Regions from separate parts of the Mus musculus genome. Here all the other regions are linked to region 1. Evidence: chromatin loops called from intact Hi-C (ENCODE). Cell type or tissue: heart. All regions are shown on one strand. Each heading gives the region's core, and the rest is flanking DNA. Links, peaks and the distances in the headings are about the cores only.

What was found. A loop is a pair of places that touch in the nucleus more often than their neighbours do. Peaks named below come from ENCODE experiments on the same cell type or tissue, not always from the same donor. Only the 100,000 strongest peaks of a DNase experiment are listed, where the experiment ranks them.
Region 2: a loop joins it to region 1, with 2.5 times the contacts of the local background. A loop is called at or near these places in 2 of 42 quality-filtered maps.
Region 3: a loop joins it to region 1, with 9 times the contacts of the local background. A loop is called at or near these places in 20 of 42 quality-filtered maps.

Annotation. Positions count from the first base shown.
Region 1 is chr8:93,658,435-93,665,773 of GRCm38, reverse strand. All of the region lies in intron 3 of Gm26843 (a long non-coding RNA gene), which reads left to right. Among named protein-coding and RNA genes, the nearest start is that of Gm30606, 58 kb to the left of the region's middle. In heart, for the core only: a CTCF peak has its summit at 3,852 (motif pointing left); a DNase peak (open chromatin) is centred at 3,853; H3K4me3 peaks cover 689 bases; H3K27ac peaks cover 891 bases.
Region 2 is chr8:94,195,607-94,202,945 of GRCm38, reverse strand. No RefSeq gene overlaps it. Among named protein-coding and RNA genes, the nearest start is that of Nup93, 15 kb to the left of the region's middle. In heart, for the core only: a CTCF peak has its summit at 3,271 (motif pointing right); no DNase peak of the experiment used is centred there.
Region 3 is chr8:93,929,543-93,936,881 of GRCm38, reverse strand. All of the region lies in intron 3 of Gnao1 (guanine nucleotide binding protein, alpha O), which reads right to left. Among named protein-coding and RNA genes, the nearest start is that of Amfr, 79 kb to the left of the region's middle. In heart, for the core only: a CTCF peak has its summit at 3,766 (motif pointing right); a DNase peak (open chromatin) is centred at 3,771.

The DNA.
Region 1 (7,339 bases), core at 2,057-6,056:
TGGAACACATGGTATGAGGGGAAAACTGGCTTTTGAAAGTTGTCCTCTGATTCTACACACACTGTGGCATATACGTACCTGTACACATGCATGCTTGCACGTGTACAAACAAACACACACACACATAAAGGCACACTCACACACACTAGCTATTACTACTAATAAATAAGATAAGATAAGATAAGATAAAATAAAATAAAATAAAATAAAATAAAATAAAATAAAATAAAATTTGTCAGATTCCTAAATACTAGCCTGAATCATGGCAGCAGTTGGCTTATTCGGGAAACTTGAAAATGTAGGTTCTTTGGCTCTGGGATTTCTGACTTAGAAAGTCTGGAGCACAGCTGAAGAATCTAAGTTTTTATTTAAGTTCTCTCCAAGTAATTCTCCCAGAAAGCCGGGCCTGTGATGCTCTCAGTCAGGGCTCGTTGCTGGCTGCATCTCAGCTGTGCTTCCAGAAGCTGATTCCATGCATCTGGGTAGAAGGTTCCAGAGAGTTGGAGGCTTTTCTCTTCTTCTTTTCTCTTCTCCTCTCTGATTTCTCTCCTCCTCTTCTTTTTCCTCCTCTTCCTCTTCTTCTTCCTTTTCCTCCTCCTCCTCCTCTTCCTTCTTTTTGAGACAGGGTTTCTCTGTGTAGCCCTCACTGTCCTGGTACTTCTCATAGACCAGGCTGGCCTTGAACTCAGAAATTCACCTGCCTATGCCTCCCAAGTGCAGAAATTAAAGGTGTGAGCCACCATCATGCATTTTTAAAGTTTTATTTATTTTTAAGTTTGTCTATAATCATGTAGTATGTATTGTGCATATTCAGCATTACAGGCGGCCAGTGAATCTAGGTGTAGCCGTAGTAGAGAACCAGAAAACCAAACCAAACCAAACAAGACTGAAAACCTGACAGTCAACTACTCCTTTCCTCAGTAAAGGCAGTGATGCCATGAACACCTGCAGCTATGACAACCTGATACTGAGCATCCTTGCCATCAGGGGCCCAGAGGTCATTCGACCCAGAGGGTCCTCAACATTTAGTTGTTTCAGAGCAGATCATTGCAAAAGATCCTTTAGGACTGACAAAATTGCTGTTTGTTTGTTCGTTTATTCACGTATTTATTGCCAACTTTTTATTTTGCTAAGTTAAGGCACTGAAAACAAAATACAACCCAGGCACCATTTATCTGCACCATTGTGTAACTTGTTTTAAATGATAACAAGCTGGAGGGATGGCTCAGAAGTAAGAGCACGTGTTCTGCTTGGAAGGATCGAGGCTCAGTTTTCAGCACCCATGTGGCCTCACAGCCACCTGTGACTCATTCCGGAGGATCTGACACCCTCTTCTGGACTTTGAGGTCACTAGGCACATATGTGGTACATATACATGTATGTTAGCAAAATGAACATTTTTCATTTCATACACATGAAATGAAAATAGATCTTTAAACAAAGGTTTTGCATTTTATATACAGAACAGACCTGAAATAAAGCCAAGGGTAGTTATTATGGTGAGAGTATTGGCTTAAGAGGAGTTTGCTTCACAGCCTTAATCTTGCTTCATTAAATTCTAGTTACACAGTAGTCAGCGTCCAAGGCAAGGTCAAAAGCAATTGAGCCTTGGAGAAGGGAATGTCTTTGGCTCTGGTTATTGAGTTAGCAGAGCTGAGACCAGAATCTATTCTAAGGATGTCTGCTCATATTGCTATATAATGCTCTGGTGACAGACCTGGCACCCCTGTTCTTCCCAGCTAACATGTATGGATCAGAGCCACTGGGAATGGCTGCCAGTACCCTAGCCGAGGTCAAGCTTACTTAGAATGGCCACCGTGGTAATCCCCAGACCAATGGCTCTGTTAGGTGGAATCATCTTTAGGCAGGCATTGCTGTGTATACCTGTAGACTCCCGACTTGAGAGTTGAGGCAGCAGGATGGTGACCTCAAGGGCAGCCTGGGCCACATAGTAAGGCCTTGCCTAACAACAAACAAAGAGGTAAAAATCTAGAACTTCTAGCAACAATGGAATATGGAGTCCTATTGTGTGGGTAGAGGGGAACTGTAGTTGTACCATATAGGAGTGTATCCCTGTTCTGTCCCACTAGGACACTGTACTTTGAACATTAAAAAAAAAAAAAAAAAACCTGTAAAGGGTTAATTTTCTGATTATCCCCTGTGAAGTCCAAGTGTCTTCCCTTACCATGTTGTTAATTTTAATAAGTCAACGGATTGGCCAATTCTCTTGGAAAGGGTTCCATTGAGGAGAGTTTACATAATTCTCTTGGAGAGGGAAGAAAACAGACTTTCAGATGCATTATCAATAAGTAGGGCATTTGAGCCCCGAGATAGAATGTGGACAAGATGTGCAGAGCTTTTGGGTGCAGATGCTCAAGTCAATGCGTAAAGGAGGTGGGGCAGCCATGGTTTTGGCAGTGAGTGTTTCCTCAGGACCAGTGTGGGACTTTTGAAGGGCAGGGCCTACATCCAACTTGAATCTCAAGTCTACCCAAAATGGTCAGATCCCCTACTGGAGGTAAAGAACAGCCAGGAAGCAAACACAGGAAGGCACACACTCTACTCCTCTGCTGAAGGGCAGGGCCATGACCTAGTGTTTCCTAGCACAGGACTGGCCCTTATAGATAGTAACACCTAATTTGTTGAGACAAAGTGTCTTTTAGGGACCCAAAGGCATTCCCCTACATTGCAATCAAGTGGAGATCTGGAGTAAACCAGGGCAGTTTTGTGGGGGCGGGGTTGAGGAGCCTGGGAGTGGTCAGGAGGGACTGTCTGCCACGAAGCCATTGGATAGCTGCCCTGAAAATGGGTCGTGAAGGTGCCCTGGATGGGGAGGAGAAACACAGAGCAGAAATGTCATCAACCTCATAATTTGGCTGTTTCCCTAGCCCATCCCTCTTAAACCTATTTCCTGCAGCCAAACTGCAGGTTTAATATCCCAGCTGTAGATCCCTCTGGACACTCTGGCTCCTTTGGGATCCTACCTACCAGAGGTAAAAAAGACCGAAGGAATCCAGTTTCCTTTCAAGTCATCATCCGACTTCATTTTTGACCTGTTTCCTCATTCTAATTTAGTCAAATAAACCCACATACCTTAAAACGGTGCCCTGGACCACCGAGGTGCCATTACTCATTTAAGCACTGGCTGAAGAAAGGAAAGAAGCGAGCTCTTAGCTCTGCCAAGTTCCTACCCTGCAGCACCTCGGTCTCACTGGACTAGAAGTGGGACAGGACACCCCCCCCCCCCCTGCCTGTCGCTGAATGACGAAGGAGGCTGAGAAACCCACAGCCACAGAGGCTAAAGTATGAACAGAATGCTGAGGCCAGAGTCCATGTTTTCTTTTGGGGAGGGAGGAGTTAGAGGCAACTGGAGCACATGGTTAAAAGCAACAAGCCCCAAGCATCATCAGCCGGTGTCAGAGTTGGGCCTAGAACAGAATACTTCACTGAATCACACTGACTCTCCAAGTGCCTGGTGAAATGGACTCATGGCCCCCTAACTTTAAGCAACAGTCTTATTTTGGAGAAACAGGAAGTGGTCAATTTAGATGCTAAATGGTATAAGTAATTCATGGGGATTACGTTGGACAACGCTTGCTATTATGTTGCGTCTGCATGAGAGAGCCAACAGCGACTCTATTAACAATAATATATGGCGGCATGTGCCTCCCCGCGTCTCCATGCCTGTGTGCGTAAATATTTAAATTGGGGTGAAGGGATCACGGCGTCTGGGGAGAAGGAGGACGGGCAGGAGGGCTCAGCTCAGATCCAGGCTCCTGAGCTCTGAACACACCCAGCAGAACCTCCCCTCCGCGCTAGGTATGGGTCGAGATGAGCTCACCACTGCCCTCTGCTGTACGGAGGTGAATCTGCTCCTTGGCAGCTTCCCCTTGGCCAGGGTGGAGGTGGGTACTGAGTAAAAAGCTGCACACCAGCTGATCTGTGTCTCTTGAGGTCACACCCCGCCCCCTCCCCGACATCTTTGACATTCTTAGCGGCAGGCTAGGTAGGGCAGGAGCACCTGGTGCTCCGGGGCTCAATTGTGAGTAAAGTCAGCCATTGCCCCGCCCCCCCCCCCCCCCCCCCAGGCCCAGTCTGAAGAGGCTGAAAGTTCTGGCAATTCTATCTTTTATCTTTCTGGCTTTACTGGGGGGTCAAAGCTCAGAATATCAGAATGCTTCTTAAAGGTAAAGCTCCCTCTTGCCTTGGGCTAGTTCTCATTTGTAGGCACAGAGATTTGGGAGAAGAAGCCAGAAGACTACTTTCCTGAAAGAGGTCGTGTCCCCCCCAACCCCCCCCCCCCCGCGCGCGCCTTGCAGGATTTGTTGGCTGAATTCCCATGAGTCACCTCACATGATCTTTATAAACCTGTGTGTTACGTAGAATGGTAATTATTCTCATTTAAGAGATGGGGAAGGGAAGGCCTGGCAAGTTTGTTGCCTTTTGATTGATTTGGAGGTGATTCGCTAAGACAGAAAATGTTCCTCCGGTTGGAATGAAATTCATCAGGCGTTAGATGAAAACAAATTAAACTTCAAAGTAGCAACAAACAAGGCATTCAGTAATTAACTGGGTGATACGAGGGCAAAGCTTATTGCAGTTCCTTGAGTCTCATTCCCGATATCTCGGAGGCCCCAGCTTATGGCTGACTCTGAGATCTAAGATATGTCTCTTTTTAATGGGGTCACCAGGGAGCCTCATGGCAGAGACTTACTTAACTAACATTTTTCTTTATATGATAAAAATGTTTATGAATTTTTGGTCTCAAGTTTAAAATAAGCTATCCTAATCTATAAAGTTAGGGCAACAGTTATTGCTGCTTCCATTTTGATGCTGCTGAAGTTGAATTCAGAAGAGCCACCCGACCTTCGGCAATAGGTGTCCGCTTTGGTGTTCCTTCTGTGTCAGGCTTTCTGTTAGCCCAGGGAATACAGTAGTGGCCAAAGCACATCTGGTTTTGGTGCCCAGGAAGCGCATAGCCAAGCAGGGAAGAGAGACACACAGAACACTGCCCATTTGAGTATATAGAGACTGTATCCTGTGTCGAGTGCCACGGACTGGGACCAGGCACTGTGGACTCTAAGGGCGGGGCTTTGTCTAGCCAAGGCTTCAAGAGACACTTGCCTGGAATCCACAGGCTTTGCGGAGTTGGCCTAGCACCAGGTGCAGAGTAGTCAGGGCAGAGAGGTATTGTGAAGGTCCCGAAGAAATGAGTTGTTTGGGACATTCAGTGACCCAAGAAACCCAATATAGCTGGAGTATAGAGAACAAAGAGAGAATGGCCCAAGGTGTGGTTGGTGGGATCTGCATGGCAGAAGTTAATTTTTTAGCCGAAAAAATACAGCTTGTTAAGGCACAGTGGAGATTAAAACAGTCCGTATTTTTTTTTCCTTCGGGAGTTGCTATTTCTTCTCCCACTTTGCTACTCTGTTTTCAAACGCTGGTTGTTCAGGACCATAGCTCCTCCCATCCCAGGCTCTGCTCGGGCTGTGCTCCCCACAGCGCAATGGCTTCCACCTGCAGCCCCAGGTAAAAACGCTACTAACTCCTTCATAGACACACACATTTTAACGGATGAGGTCAATGAGGCAGATGATGCCAGCAAGTGGTGGGGTCTTCACACACTGAAGCATGCCCCTCTGCCCCCCACGCGCCATGTTCAAGCCCAGCACTGTCTGACAGAAAAGCCTACACTGGGACAGTACTCTGACCTCACTGTCTAATAGAATAGCGACTAGTCATACCTAGCTGCTGTAATCTGGAACTGGAGATTTTCAGTTAATTTTAACTTAAACTTACATAGTGCTGTGGTTTGAACGTGATTTGTCCTCCATGGGTTCCTGTGCCTGAACCCTTGGTCCCTAGGTGGTGGTGCAAGTTTGAAAAGGTGAACCCTTTAAGAGGTAGAGCCTCTCTGGTGGCAGTCCATCACTAGGGGTGGGCCTTGAGGCGTTACAGATTAGACCCACTTCCTATACATTCTCTGCCTCATGTTTCTGCCACCTTGTCTCCACTTCCACGATGGATTGTATCCCTTCTCTAAACCCAAATAGCCCCTTCCTCTTTTAATGTGCTTTTGGTCGGGCATTTGGTCAGTGAGGAGAAAAGAAGCCAATACACACAGCCCTCGTAGCTAGTAGGGAAGCACAGTGGGTAGCACAGCCCATGCTATTTCTTTGCATCACGGAATATGGACCCAAGACTGCCAGGTATTTTCAAGAGAAGCAAAAAAAAAAAAAAAAAAAAAAAAAAAAAAAAAAAAAAATCACTGAATTCTAAGTTGAAATTTTCTAATTTAAAAGTACTGGCAACAATTCAAAGTTTCAATATACACAGTGGTTACTTATGCCTTTAGGAAGATAGAATAGATACATTCTTATATTCTTTACATTCTTTAAATGCACATATATATGTATATATGTACATGTATGCATATCTATGCATATATGGGGATGTGGTGCTTTGTAGAATATATATGTACATATATGTATGTTTATATATACATATAGTACACACATTCATGTATATACACATATGTACACATATTCATGTTTATATACAAATATGTAATAGAAGATGATTCTGAACAGTGGAAATAAGAAAGCAAGATTTTAGAACCTGTTATGGTCTGGATCATAAATGCCCCCACTGGCTTATAAGCCTACACCTCAGTCTTTGGCCTTTAGCACTATTGGGAGTGATGGAAACTTTAGGAGGTGGGGTCTAGTACAAGGCAAGGAAGTCAGGGTACCAGGCAGGCTCTTAAAGTGAGGTATAAGGGACTTTGGCCCTTTCCTCCTCTCTCTGCTTTTTTCCTAGCTACCAAGGATGAACAGTTTTGCTTTAACCCATGATGATCCTCCCTACTTGCTCAAAACAAGACAGCCAAGTGACTTTGAAGTCATGAACCGAAATAAAACCTCCTTCCTTTCGATCTGTTCATCTCAGACACAATGTCAAGGCAATAGAAATCTAGGGGCCACGGGATCCAGGATAAGACCCGGGGATGAGCTCGCTAGGTTTTCTTCTTATGTCACATATTCTAGGTGGGAAACCAAAGAGCACACCAGAAACCCCAACAGGCATGGAAAAGCTGAGTCCCAATGGAAGCTTTCTCTTTCTGGCCAAACACTGGGAAGGGAAACTATCCCTCGGCACAAGCAGCTTTCAGACAGAATAACTCAAGTCAAATATTATGAAAAACTGTGTAGCTCCTCTCCCACCCATGCTAGGGAAGGGCCAGGCTTTCGTCCACAGAGGCAGCAGCAGCTCTGCTTAGACCTCATCAGACAAAACCAAGAGGAGAACTGCAACTCGCCTTTTGTGAACGTAGGAGAAA
Region 2 (7,339 bases), core at 1,622-5,621, 540 kb before region 1:
AGGGGGGAAAAAAAAAAAAAACCATAAACAAAACCAACCAAACCAACAAACAAACAAAAAGACTCCACTGTGTGTCTGGCTTTGTTCTCTAGTGGCTAGCAAGTGATATCCACAGGCCTGGGGTCCAGGCCAGAAGGCTAAGGCGCCACACCTGGTAGAAGACCCAGAACTGGGATTAACCCCTGTCTCAGTCGGATTTCTGAGTTCGAGACCAGCCTGGTCTACAAAGTGAGTTCCAGGATAGCCATGGCTATACAGAGAAACCCTGTCTCGGGAGAAAAAAAAAGAAAAGAAAAGAAAAAAAAAAAGAAACCAAGATTGAAAGTTATTACATTGTTTTGCACACTAACTCAAAAACAAGAACAAAAACAAACAAACCAAAAATACCAGAATGTTTTGATGAAGTTACAAAACACCTCTTTCTGCCGTTATACAATGGTCTTTAAATGGGGTCCTAATTTGCTTTCTACTCCTAAGATAAAACACCATTACTAAAAACAAGCTGGGGAGGAAAAGTTTCTTTCAGCTAACTGGTCACAGTCCATCACAGAGGGAAGCCAGGGCAGGAACTCAAGGCAGGAACCTGGAATTAGAATTGACACCGAGGTTATGGGAACACAGCTCGCTGGCTTGTCCCCCAGGGTTAGATAAAATCACCCAGGACCACCTACCCTGAAATATCTCCTTCCACAGTAGTTGGGCCTTCCCACATAAATTAGAACAATCCAATGGATGCATTTTCTTTTTTCTTCCTTTTTAAAAAAGATTTATTTATTTTATGCATATGTGTACACTGCAGCTGTCTTCAGACACATCAGAAGAGGGCCTTGGGTCCCATTGTTGAACTCAGGGCCTCAGGAAGAGCAGTCAGTGCTCTTAACCACTGAGCCATCTCTCTAGCTCTTGAAGCAGGATCTTTCTCTGTCACCCAGGCTGACCTCAAACACCTAGCTTAAACATCTATAATAGCATCTGGTGATTTGACAACATTTCTTGTGTTTTAATTTTTATTTTATGTGTACTGGTGTTTTGCCGGCATGTGTGTCTGTGTGAGGTTGTTGGATCCCCTAGAACGGAATTACAGGCAGGTGTGAGCTGCCATTTAAACGCTTGGAGTTGAACCAGGGTCTTCTGGAAGAGCAGCCAGTGCTTGTAACCACTGAGCTATTTGTCCAGGCTCTTGACCACATTTCTTCACAGCAGGTATCAGAACATAATTTTTTAAAGATTATTTTTGTTTTGTGGGGGAGGGGGGAATGGGGGTGTCGTGGAGGAGGAATTAGAGTGGGCAAGTGAGCTTCCTGAGTAAGGTCCACCGTAATGCACAGCTGCAATGGGTGTGCCTCGGAGAGGCACGGCCCCCCTTGGGGTTTGTCCCTGGATTGCTTCTTGATGGTGCTGTGCCTTCTCATGTTTTATAGACATCCTGTATCTAGCTAGCATGGTGTGAACGGGCATGGGAAGAACCTCACTGCCCCTAGCCTGGTGTGATTGTCCTCCATGAAGTCCTCTCTATTGGGCAATTTTCCTGAAGATCAGTATGAAGATGAACTTGCATCGAATAATGCTGTTTAAATGAATTGATGACTTTACAGAAGCCCTGCTTTAATGTAAACAATTTTCGGAAGTCAGGGTAGGAAGACTCGGGAGATGGTTTAGATTGTTTTGCCAGAAAAATATAACAAAGATAGAAATAACCGTGGAAATTGCCCCCCTCTTTGTAGAGATGAGAGGGCTGTACAGGCTAGAGATGAAACACAGTGAGCTCAGGCACATACGTGTGCTTGTGAGGTTTGAGCAGGTTAATGATCAAAGAAAACGTTCCCCCTGGTTTGGGTCTGAGTTCCTTGATCTTGTGATGTAAGGCTGTGGTCACCGGTTTCAAGTGTGCACCACGAAGGGACAGGGTTATGAACGAAGAGTAAAGGATCCTATTTCCTCTGAGTGTAAGAGTAGGGAGGAGACGAGTAGCCAGACTAGCTAAATGAGGCTTCAAAAAATAAGACGGAATATAATGACTTATTTCTTGGTAAATACAGACTGTCCTCAGCTAGCATAGGGAACACTCGCTACAGTAGACTTGGCTTGCTTAAACTTTGTTAATCGATGACAAAAGAATTATTGCCAGGCTGGTGAGATGGCTCAGGGGGTAAGAGCACCCGACTGCTCTTCCAAAGGTTCGGAGTTCAAATCCCAGCAACCACATGGTGGCTCACACCCATCCGTAACAAGATCTGACTCCCTCTTCTGGAGTGTCTGAAGACAGCTACAGTGTACTTACATATAATAAATAAATAAATCCTAAAAAAAAAAATTATTGCCTTAGGGTTCAGATGGATTTGTGGAAGGAAAGATAGACAGGAAGTGTTTAGTTAGGTGTGCGTTTCAATGGAAGAAGACATAATTAGTAACCATGTTGCCATTTCCCTTTGTATAATAATGTTAATCTGTTTTCCAAGAATATGTTTTTGTGCTGATTTTTTTAAAAGATTTATTCAACTCAAGTATGTAAGTACACAGTTCCTCTCTTCAGACACACCAGAAGAGGGCATCAGATCCTTTACAGATGGTTGTGAGCCACCATGTCATTTCGTTGCTGGGAATTGAACTCAGGACCTCTAGAAGAGTAGTCAGTGCTCTTAACTGCTGAGCCATCTCCCCAGCCCCTGATTTTTTTTTTTTTTTTGAGACTATGTAACTTGTCCTATAAGTTGATCTTTTTTCTTAAGAAGAGTTTTTTTTTTCTGGGGTGGTATAAAAAAAGCTAAGAGAAAAAATAAAGTTGTTGGAGCCCTGATTCATCCACCAATTGTGTGTTTGTGAGTGTGTGTGTGTGTGTGTGTGTGTGTGTGGTGTGTATGATCCTGCTTCAAAAGCAAAAGCTAACTAAACAAGCAAAGAAAACAGGCCTTCTATATCAAATATCCCCAGTTTAAAGCATCCTAAATATGTCACATCCGGTCTAGATGTTTGAGGAAATTCTCAAAAACATTCTCAGGGTCAGGAATTAGAGTTGTGCTCTGACCTCCGAAGGAAGGAAAGATGGATGTCCTTAAACAAACAAAAATGCAAAAATGAGCGTTGGGGAAATTGGCAGTGGATGCTTAGAGGAGCCCACAACTCAGAAGTCTTTCCCCAGGGGCAGTGTGTATGTCTGTCGTGCTAAGCTTGGGAGCCTCGGCACAGTATCCAGCATTCGAGGAGAGCTTCATTCACTTGTCAACTCTAAATTGCAATTTCCCCAGCTTGCAATGAAAAGAATTAACCAGCAGGTGGCAGCAAATGCCCAACAAATGGAGTCAATCCCTGCTTCAACTTTCAAGATGCTTGGATCTGCACTGTCCTGCAGGATAACCATGGTTAAATTATGCAGCTGAAATTTTCTTTTGAGATAAAATTTTATGTATTCAAGGCTGACCTCAGATATGTTATGCAGACAAAGATCAAGGTGCTGAACTGATCAAAGTACTGAACGTTCTGAGTGCTGGGATTACAGGCATCCATGTGTTGCGATAGTCTCCGGTACTGTTTGAGGGTGATATGATATAGCAATGTGCTGTCTCACATCTCTCTCCAAGTTTGTTTAGTAACATCACGTTGGTAGTGAGAAATTGGGCAATACTGGTAAGAGCTGTGTGATAGAGCATCTGCCTACTGTGTGTGTGAGACCCGGGTTCCATCCCCAGCACAGGAGCGAAGAGTGGGTGAGAGTGGGTGTACTGGCTAGTTTTGTGTCAACTTGACACAGCTGGAGTTATCACAGGGAAAGGAGCTTCAGTTGAGGAAATGCCTCCATGAGATCCAACTGTAAGGCATTTTCTCAATTAGTGATCAAGGGGGAAAGGCCCCTTGTGGGTGGGACCATCTCTGGACTGGCAGTCTTGGGTTCTATAAGAGAACAGGCTGAGCAAGCTAGTAAGGAACATCCCTCCATGGCCTCTGCATCAGCTCCTGCTTCCTGACCTGCTTGAGTTCCAGTTCTGACTTCCTTGGTGATGAACAGCAGTATGGAAGTGTAAGCCGAATAAACCCTTTCCTCCCCAACTTGCTTCTTGGTCATGATGTTTGTGCAGGAATAGAAACCCTGACTAAGGGGCTGGAGATGGCTCAGCGGTTAAGAGCACTGACTGCTCTTCCAAAGGTCCTAAGTTCAATTCCCAGCAACCACATGGTGGATCACAACCATCTGTAACGAGAACTGACGCCCTCTTCTGGTGTGTCTGAAGACAGCTACAGTGTACTTACTTACATATAATAAATAAATCTAAAAAAAAAAAAAAGAAGAAAAAAAAAGAAACCCTGACTAAGACAGTGGGGGACTTAAGGAAATAAATAAATAAATAAGGATTGTCCAGTTGAAGTAAGCTGTCTTCTGGGGTGCACCAGGGATTGGCCAACCAGCTGTCTCACCCTAAGTCTGGATTTGAGAGAGCCGCTCCTGCTGGCCTCTTGAGGTCCTTTTTTACAGGAGAGAGAAATGTTCACTGGGAGAGAGCTGGCTGTGCTACATTGTTGGGAAGATACTATAAAAGGGAGGGAACAGGGGTAGGATGTACATCGCGTGAATGGGGTGCAAAGTTTAGTGTACGGTGAAAAACACGTTTTGCTATTTACATCAGCTCTAAGAAACAAAAACGTTTTGTTTTGTTGTTTTTCTCGAGACAGAAGTTCTCTGTGTAGCCCTGGCTGTCCTGCACTTGCTTTGTAGACCAGGTTGGTCTCCAACTCCCAGTAATCCTCCTGCCTCTCTGCCTTTTGAGTGCTGGGATTAAAGTCATGCACCATTATGCCCAACTCAGGAATGTATTCTTTTTTTATGATGTATTTATTTAATGTATATGAGCATTCTATCAGCATGTATACCTGCATACCAGAAGAGGCCATCAGATCCCAATGTAGATGGATAAGAGCCACCACGAGTTTGCTGGGAATTGAACTCAGTACCTTAGGAAGAACAGGCACTGCTCTTAACTGCTGAGCCATCGCTCCAGTGCCCCAGGGCACTTATTCTCTCTCTTTTTTTAAATATTTATTTATTTTATGTATATGAGTACACTGTTGCAGTCTTCAGACACATCAGAAGAAAGCATCAGATCCCATTACAGATGGTTGTGAGCCACCATGTGTTGGCTGGGAATCAATTCAAGACATCTGGAAGAACAGCCAGTGCTCTTAACCGCTGAGCCATCTCTTCAACCCAGAATTTGTTCTTTTTTTTTTTTTTTTTTTTTAAAGATTTATTTATTTATTATATGCAAGTACACTGTAGCTGTCCTCAGATACTCCAGAAGAGGGCATCAGATTTCGTTACGGATGGTTGTGAGCCACCATGTGGTTGCTGTGATTTGAACTCGGGACCTTCGGAAGAGCAGTCGGCGCTCTTAACCACTGAGCCATCTCGCCAGCCCCCAGAATTTGTTCTTAATTACAAATAGAAACCTTAACTTCCAAGGACTTCACACAAGGACTTATGCTTTAACTACAAACAGAACCCTTAACCTGCACAGGGAAACAGGAATTTATTCTCAACTGTCTCAACTGCAAACAGAACCCTTAACCTGCAAGCCACATTTTCCCCACTTTGGTCTCCCATTAACTTGAAAGGTATATTGTTCCTGTTTTGGTCTCTCTCACACACCTAGACATATCTGGAAAGGGGAGACAGGGCCTCACTAGGTAGGGCTGGCTGGCCTGGAACTTCCTATGTAGACCAGGCTGGCCTTGACCCAGGCCTAGATTCCCTGCCTCTGCTTCACTGTGCTGAGACTGACCAGAGGCACTGTTTTCTATGCCTGGCAAGGAAGGAGAGGTCTTGATTAAGAAAATGCCTCCAGCAGATTGGCCTGTGGGACATTCTCTTGATTAATGATGGATGTAGGAGAGCCCAGACCACTGTAGGGGTGGGGCTGGGCTGCCATTCCGGGCAGGTGGCCCTGGGATCCATAAGAAAGCAAGCTGAGCTAAGCCATGAAGCTCTCTCTGTGAGTTCCAGTCCAGCTAGGGCTACATAGAAAAACCCTGTCTCAAAAACAAAACAACAACAATAACAACACAACCACAACCACCACAACAACCTGATATATGTTATTCATTTGAAAGTAAGATCCTGGGCTGTTGATATAATATAGCTCGGTTGGTAGAATGCTTGCCTATTATCCATGATACCCTGGACTCAATTCCCAGTACTGAAATAACCGTGTTAGCGGCATGGTGACACACACGTGTAATCCCAGCAGTTGAAAAATGGAGGCAGGAGGATGAAAAGTTAAAAGTTGTCCTCAGCAACATAGGAGAGAGGCCCCCTTAGGCTGCACAGTAAGACAGACCTGTCTCAGATGGAACAGCCAGGGAGGGGCTGGGGGCAGTGAGGAGGGTCTATATAATCCCTATATTGAAAAAATATAAACACCCCTTAGAAAAATGGTCACAAACAGAAAATAATGACATGGCACAAAAGAAAGTGTGTGTGTGGGGGGGGGGGGTGTCATGACTCTAGAGGTGGTGGGACACAGGTGAGGCAGATGAACATCTCATGTAACGGCCAACCTTACTGGGAGCCCCAGACAATTTATACTCTGAGGGTTAAGAGAAGTTGCATGAGTAAAGTATCCAATCACTAGGGCAAGCTGCAGGTGACGACAGGCAAGCTGCAGGTGACTGACAGGCAAGCTGCATGCAGCACAAACATGCTTTTCCATAGAGGCATATAAACAAATATCGATAGGCAGATAAGCAATCATCTGAAGTGAACGAACTCCCAACTGCTATACCTGGGAGGGGGAGGAAAACTTAACCCAAGAACAACCCTCTTAATCTTCCCTCTGAAACTTCACAAACCAGGCCTCCATCCTCTGCACTGTTCTCAACATTATCCAAGCTACGATTCCAAGCTCCTACAGAACATCCCACAGAGCTCTTAACACCAAATGGCTCTTCTAGCTCCAAGTTCCAAGGTCCTTCCACAGTCCTCCCCAAAGCATGGTCAGGTTGTCACAGGAATAACCCATTTCTGGTACCAATTTTTCTTTGTCATGTTTTCTATTCCTACACAAACATCATGACCAAGAAGCAAGTTGGGGAGGAAAGGGTTTATTCAGCCTACACTTGCCACATTGCTGATCATCACCAAAGGAAGTCAGGACTGGAACTCAAGCAGGTCAGGAAGCAGGAGCCGATGCAGAGGCCATGGAGGGGTGCTGCTTACTGGATGGCACCACTCACAATGGACCCTTTCCCCCTTGATCACTAATTGAGAAAATGTCTTACAGCTGGATCTCATGGAGGCATCTCCTCACCTGAAGCTCCTTTCTCTGTGATAATTCCAGTCTGTGTCAAGTTC
Region 3 (7,339 bases), core at 1,622-5,621, 270 kb before region 1:
TACAATTTGCAAAACACAAGAAAATCAAGAAAAGGGAAGACTAATGGGTGGATACTTTGTTCCTCCTTAGAATAGGGAATAAAATACCCATGAAAGAAGTTACAGAGACAAAGTTTGGAGCTAAGAGGAAAGGATGGACTATCCAGAGACTACCCCACCCAAAGATCCATCCCATAATCAGCCACCAAACCCAGACACTATTGCATATGTCAGCAAGATTTTGATGAAGGGACCATGGTATAGCTGTCTCGTATGAGGCTATTCCAGTGCCTGGCAAATACAGAAGTGGATGCTTACAGTCATCTATAGGATGGAACACAGGGCCCCCAATGGAGAAGCTAGAGAAAGCACCCAAGGAGTTGAAGGGGTCTGCAACCCTATAGGTGGAACAACAATATGAACTAACCAGTACCCCCAGAGCTCGTGTCTCTAGCTGCATATGTAGCAGAAGATGGCATAGTCGGCCATCACTGGGAAGAGAGGCCCTTGGTCTTGTGAAGATTATATGCCCCAGTAAAGGGCAATGCCAGGACCAAGAAGCAGGAGTGGGTGGGTAGGAGAACAGGGCAGGGGGAGAGTATAGGGAACTTTCAGGATAGCATTTGAAATTTGAAATGTATATAAAGAAAATATCTAATAAAATAGCTCTGTTGTTGCTGTCAAAAAGATATATATATATTGATTATTCACATAGTTTTATATCTAAAAACATACATGTTACACATAAGCATATATGCAAATATATTGAAATATTCTGCATAACAACAACAAAAGAATCCCAAAGCCTGCAGGAGTGTGGAGTGGCCACTGATGAAGGCACAGCCAAGACAGGGATAGATCAATGTTGAAAAAATAAGCCAGTGCCTGGATTCTATTGTGCCAGCAACCATGTGTGCCACTGGGCTTCCTGGCAGAGTTTCCTGCTCCCCTCGTTTGTTAAATTTAAAGGGACACGCTGTTTGGATGGTAACTTTATGTTTGAACTGGTATTTTAATAGTCGTGGCTGTTGTAACTCCTAACCAACTAGGCTCAAATTACGGCTTCTGTGAAGATCCCTTTCCCATGGCTGTAGCCCACAGCACTCTTCTGGCATCTGAGTGCCCTCTTCTCTAACTGTGGACAGCACTCTGGACTTGGTATCTCCATTCTGTAAAGTTTCTTGCCTGAATGGCTCCTTATTCTCCCCGAGTGCTGGGATGGCACGCCAGTGTTAGGGGCTGGCTATGTGCTGGACTGGAGAGTACAGCAGAACTCAGCTGGTAGTCCTGGAAGAAGTTTGTAGACCTGTGGCTGCCTGGGCTTGAGGGGAGGAGCCCCTTACTGTCTGTACCACCATCCTACTGTCCTGAGGCTGGCTGTGGAGCAGAAACAGAAGGGAAGTGTTGTTTTCTCCCACTGGAGAGAGACTATAACCATTCTTCTTTTTTAAAAATTTTTTTATTTTTTTGGTTTTTCGAGACAGGGTTTCTCTGTATAGCTCTGGCTGTCCTGGAACTCACTTTGTAGACCAGGCTGGCCTCGAACTCAGAAATCCGCCTGCCTCTGCCTCCCGAAGTGCTGGGATTAAAGGCGTTCGCCCCCATGCCTGGCTGACTATAACCATTCTTGCTCTGTGGAAAGGCCGGGATGGGTGGGCCCAGACTTGGTCTCAACCTAGGCTCCCAGTGTAAGCAGTGGTACAGTGTCCTTGCTATGAATGGGGAGGGGATGGCAACATCCTTGTTTTCTCCACAGGGTCGCCGTGTGAAACGACAGGACACACAGCGTAGGACAGCTGGGCTAGCATCTCCCCGGCGGATGGGCATGCGTTTTCCCACCTCTTGAGCTGCTATGGGCATGCAGAGTGAGCAGGACGGCCACAGTGACAGGGGCCAGGGAGGTCAGTCAGGACCCTCCTCAGGAACAGCTGGAACTTCAGGGCTGAATATCAATAGTCAAGCACTGCTCTTATATATTTAGGGTCAGGGGTTGGGAGAAGCTGTGGCTTCTAGAAGTTATCAGCAAGATACCTTTTTTTTTTTTTTTTTTTTTTTTTTTTTTTTTTTTTTTTTTTAATCACACCAATAACAAAGAAACAGCATGGCCATTCTTACTGTTTTAAATAGTATATCCTTTCTGCTTAAATGGCTCTTACTCCTAATGTAGAAATACAAATGGACGGAAGGAATGCAGTGTGGATGAGAATCACTTTGGAGGACCTGAGGGCTCTAGACGACTCCTTGTAGAGACCTGTGCATGACAGCAGGTGGTGAGCAGGAGATGGGGGGATGCAGCTTGGCCACGTTCCCCAGAAGCAGGCTGCCTTAGGCCCTTGCTGGGGTGCAGAGAATGCCCAGGGTGGTATCAGGGTAGTGACGCCCTCGAACTGGAGGCACAAAGTAGATGCCCTTCTATGAAGGATGGGCTAAGACCAAGGGCTGCAGGGTAGATCCTGAGCACGTGTTGCAAGCAGCACTCAGACCTTGTGTCAGGTCAGCCTGTGCGACAGCATGTTGGTTGTTGTACCAGAGTTGTCTCCAGCTGGTGTCTAGAGCTAGAATCCACTAAGGGAGAGAGTTGTAAGTTCCTAGGGCCCAGTGAGGACCTGTCCACTGTGCATATTGGCTCCCACTTGCTGGGCCACAGGCAGCCTCTATGCCGACTTCTGCTCCAAAGTCTCAGAGATGTACTGATACTTGTCTGCATCCCAGGGTGAGCATTGGTAATGGTCAAGCGAAGTCAACTCTGGCCTCATATCTTCCACCCCAACACCATCTGCTCCAGGAGCTTACAAGGTGCCAGACACATTCATTGCTTGAAGGCAGGTAGGCAAACCGCACCTCTCAAGAGCAGAGGTACAAAAGGTAACAGCGGAAAGGAATAGGCATCTTCAGTTGGTGTACTGGCTAGTTTTGTGTCAACTTGACACAGCTGGAGTTATCACAGAGAAAGGAGCTTCAGTTGAAGAAATGCCTCCATGAGATCCAACTGTAAGGCATTTTCTCAATTAGTGATCAAGGGGGAAAGGCCCCTTGTGGGTGGGACCATCTCTGGGCTGGTAGTCTTGGTTTTATAAGAGAGCAGGCTGAGCAAGCCAGAGGAGGCAAGCCAGTAAAGAACATCCCTCCATGGCCTCTGCATCAGCTCCTGCTTTCTGACCTGCTTGAGTTCCAGTCCTGACTTCCTTTGGTGATGAACAGCAACATGGAAGTGTAAGCCAAATAAACCCTTTCCTCCCCAACTGCTTCTTGATCATGGTGTTTGTGCAGGAATAGAAACCCTGACTAAGACAGTTGGTGACCCAGGTTCAAGTACTGGCCCTGAGCCTTTTTGCCAGTGGCCTTGGACAGACCACATGCCCGGCTAGAGCCTCTGCTCTCCTCCTGGCACCCAGTGACAAGGCTATTTGTGCAGATGAGCTGGGCTGAAGATGTGACAAAGCTCTGCAGCATGAAAGAGCCCTGCAAATGCTAGTTATTATGAGCAGAGATGAAGCGCCTCAGACACAAACAACAAGCTGACATAAATAAGCCTGCTTTGTACAAGACTTTCCAGGCAGGCATGATAATCTTGATAACAATAATCATAGTAATTATAATAATAACCCCTTCCATCTGAGTAGCTGCTTTGGATCGTTCAGAGTTTTCCTCCATCTCTAATCTTTGAGGCCAAGTGAAATGGAAGTGCGAACATGGGCGTGTGTCCCCTCCTACCCCCCCAGCTCTCCAGCTGCAGCCAAGGCCATTGGCCCCACCTTGCCCCATGGGCTGCAGTTGTCTCCATCACCACCAGAGGGCAGGAGAGCACAGACCAACAAGAGGAACCCGGTGCCACAGACTGGGCAGGGTAGGGCCCCGCCCAGTGTGCCAGGGTTATTTATTGGACTGCTGGCTTGCAGCTATGGGGCAAAGGGCAGAGACCCCAGATGCTGAGACCCTACCAAGACACTGCGGTTCCAGCAGGCAGAGAGCATTAGGGTGGCATTCTGAAAACTGCCAGCCACACCTGGCTGAGGCCTGTACAGGAGAAAGCAACGACATTTCCTTCACTCCCAAAGTCTTCTGCTCTACACCTGAGCCTTAGAACTCAGCCCGTCAAGGGGAAGCAGTGGCCTGCTCCCTCCCATCCCCAGCAGAGTCTGCTTTTCTGATCCCTGCTCTATTTGTGGCCTTCAGTAGAAGTGGCACCCACCACCATCCATTGTAGACATGATGGCACGTCTTTGGCAATAGCAGTAACTGAGACAGACCCGGTACTTGGTGACTGGGACTACTTAAGATGTACTTTGAGCTTAAGGCTCTGAGCTATACCTATGCCTGCAGCACGCTGTCAGCTCACAGGCTCTCTGGGGTTGCAGGGCTGTGTGTGTCCACCATTTACTGTGGGGGAGAGAAACTTCATGATTCCCTCCAAGACGATGCAGCAAAATGGTGAATTTGGCAATTTACAGCCCAGCCTTCTCTCTCCAGTTAAGACAGTGCCCCTGCCCTACAAGCCTGCTGGTCTTCCATACCCCTGTCCTCCACACAACCCTCTTCTAGATATCAATGGGACCTGGGATCAAGGATGGGACCTGGAAGCTAAGCAGCCTGTGGATGTTCCCCTGGCACATGGGTGGGCCTGGGCTCACACAGGGTGCTGGTCTCCCTCATGAGGCAGTGTGGGGTTCTGTGGTGGAGCAGCTATGGCAAGGGGAAATGCTTCCTGCAGAGTTTCTCAGTGAGCTGCAAATCTGGAGCCCCACTAGCGCCTGTGTGAATCATGTACAAGGGACTTGGTGGAGGCAAGAACAGGTGCAGGGGCGGTGGGGGGGGGGCAGGGGCAGGGGACAGGGGGCAGGATGGGATCATCAAATGCAGGATGGAGGCCCTGGTCACTTTGTTAGCAGCAGTGTAGACGGTGCAACCTTCATGGGCAGTGGTGTGTGTCACCCAGCTTCTACGGGTTCCAAGCACAGTAACTAATGGTATTCGCTCACAGCTCCAGCCATTTACCCTCTGGGGCTCCAGTTCATCTCCTGATGCTCTTCTCTCCTGGGTGGGTGCAGACCCTCTCTGAGCTGTGGAGGCATCAAGCAGGCTCCATTCACTCACAAATCAGCTTTGCTGAACAAGACAAAATTTCCAACTCATGCTGCCCTCCACCCCCACCCTGTGTCCTCTCTTCTGAGCCCAGTGTTTTAAGAAAGGACAAAGGAACTCAAATCGGATGGACAGAATTTCTAAGAAATGAACAAGAGCAGATTCAGATTATCCTCAGAGAGCTTGGTCAAAGAGAGAAAAGTGATAATGGCCAACCTCATAGCCTCAGAATACAGAGCAACAAAGATGAATGGTTTAATTAGGGTTGCCTCGCCAGCAGATATTAGCAACCCAATTAGGGAAGAGAAAAGATGGATTCTGGGACTCCACACACGCGATGGGGCAGGCAGAGGCAGGATGTGAGGCTAATAGTTTGGCAGACTGGTGCCTCTCTCCAGATCATTCACGGGCACCCCTCACAGACCCAGTTTCTGTACCATTCATCAGAGTGGTCAGACACTTCCACGCTGGACCAGTGAGATGGCTCAGTGGGCAAAGCTCTTGCTGCCAAGCTTGACGACTTGAGTTTGATCCTTGGGACCCACTTGGTACAAGTAGAAATCACCTTCCAAATGTTGTCCTCTGACTCCACATGTAACACACACAGACACACACAGACACACTTTCAACAAATAAATAATGAAGCCAGGCATGGTGGCGCACGCCTTTAATCCCAGTGCTTGGGAGGCAGAGGCAGGTGAATTTCTGAGTTTGAGGCCAGCCTGGTCTACAGAGTGAGCTCCAGGACAGCCAGAGCTACACAGAGAAACCCTGTCTCAAAAAACAAAAACAAAAACAACCCCTCCAAAAAAATCCCCAAATAAATAATGAATAAATACATAAACAAACAAACAAATAAATAAATGTAAAAAGAAAAAGAAAAAAGAGGGTTGGGGTAGGAGGACCCAGACCTCTGAGCCAACCTGGACAACTCAGTAAGACCCCATACCAGAGTGAAGGAGTAGGGTGAAGGTGTACCTTAATGGGAGAGCTTTCCCCACCCTGGTTTTTTTTTTTTGTTTTGTTTTTTTTGTTGTTGTTGTTTTGTTTTTGTTATTGTTTTTCAAGACAGAGACAGGGTTTCTCCTTGAACTGGAGTTACAGATGATTGTGAGAGCTGGGAATTGAACTTGGGTCTTCTGAAAGAGCAGTCAGTGCTCTTAACTGCTGAGCTATCTCTCCAACTTCCTAGTTCTAACCTCTAATGCAATTACACATTAAATCTAATGCACACAAGCACAGATGAGGTACGTCTGAAAACTAGTAGACCAGGCTATTCTTTCCCCAACACCTTCATAACTTCTGCCCAAGTCCTGCGTCAGCCGGTGACTAATACTAGTTTTCTTATACACATCTTTGTACTTTATAAATGTCATATTCCTATGGAAAATGGAGAATCTGTATAAAGCAGTCTAAATCAAAGGCGCCCATAAAAATAACCACAGTGACAGCAGAATGCTATTTTATTTTTAATTTAAGCAGGGCCCCATGGTCTGGTGCAGGCTCCCAGCCTGAGGCCCTTCATTCACTCCGTGTCAGGGTCTCTGGGCCTCGGGTGTTATGGGTGCATGAGCGTCTGCCTGAGACTCAACATGAGAGGCTGAAGAAGAGAGGTGTGCTCTCTAATGTAGACCCTGCTATTACACCCTTGTGACTCTGTTCCTCTGGCCCAATCCCATCTCACAGACTGGTGGCATGTGCCTCAAGGGGCTCTGAGTAGATCTTACAGGACCTCCAGTCAGCTGTGGGAAGTATAGCTGCTGAGGCTCCATCTGCCGAGGTGTGGCGGACAGTCTCACGGGTTGAGAGCAAGGCTGTAAGCTACAGCCAGCACTTGGGGAGTCTCAGGCAGGTGCATGTGGTTGCCAGATGTCGATACTGCGAGTTTTCCTTAACCATTTCTACTTTATTCTTTTGAGACAGAGTCTCTCAGCAAGCCAGAAGCTTACTGGTTGAGCGGTTCTCAGGTTCTCAAGATTGTGTGGATGGAGCTGTCTCCCCAGCCTGTGGACTTCATTTCTTTAAAAGGCACCAAATGATGCCACTTCCTCTACTTTATTATCAGAGAAACTGATGTAGGTTGGGTTCCAAGATTTGAATGTCACTTGGCCAGTAGGGAGCCCTACCCTTGGCTCCAGAGCAACACCACAGGCCACATACAGCACCACTTCCCACTGTGGTCTGTCTTGTCTTTCTAGGCCTGGTAAAGGAGGTGTGGCCATGACCCAGGGGAGAGGTGGATGGGAGCCTGCCTCATCCAGTTCCCTCTGGACAGGTC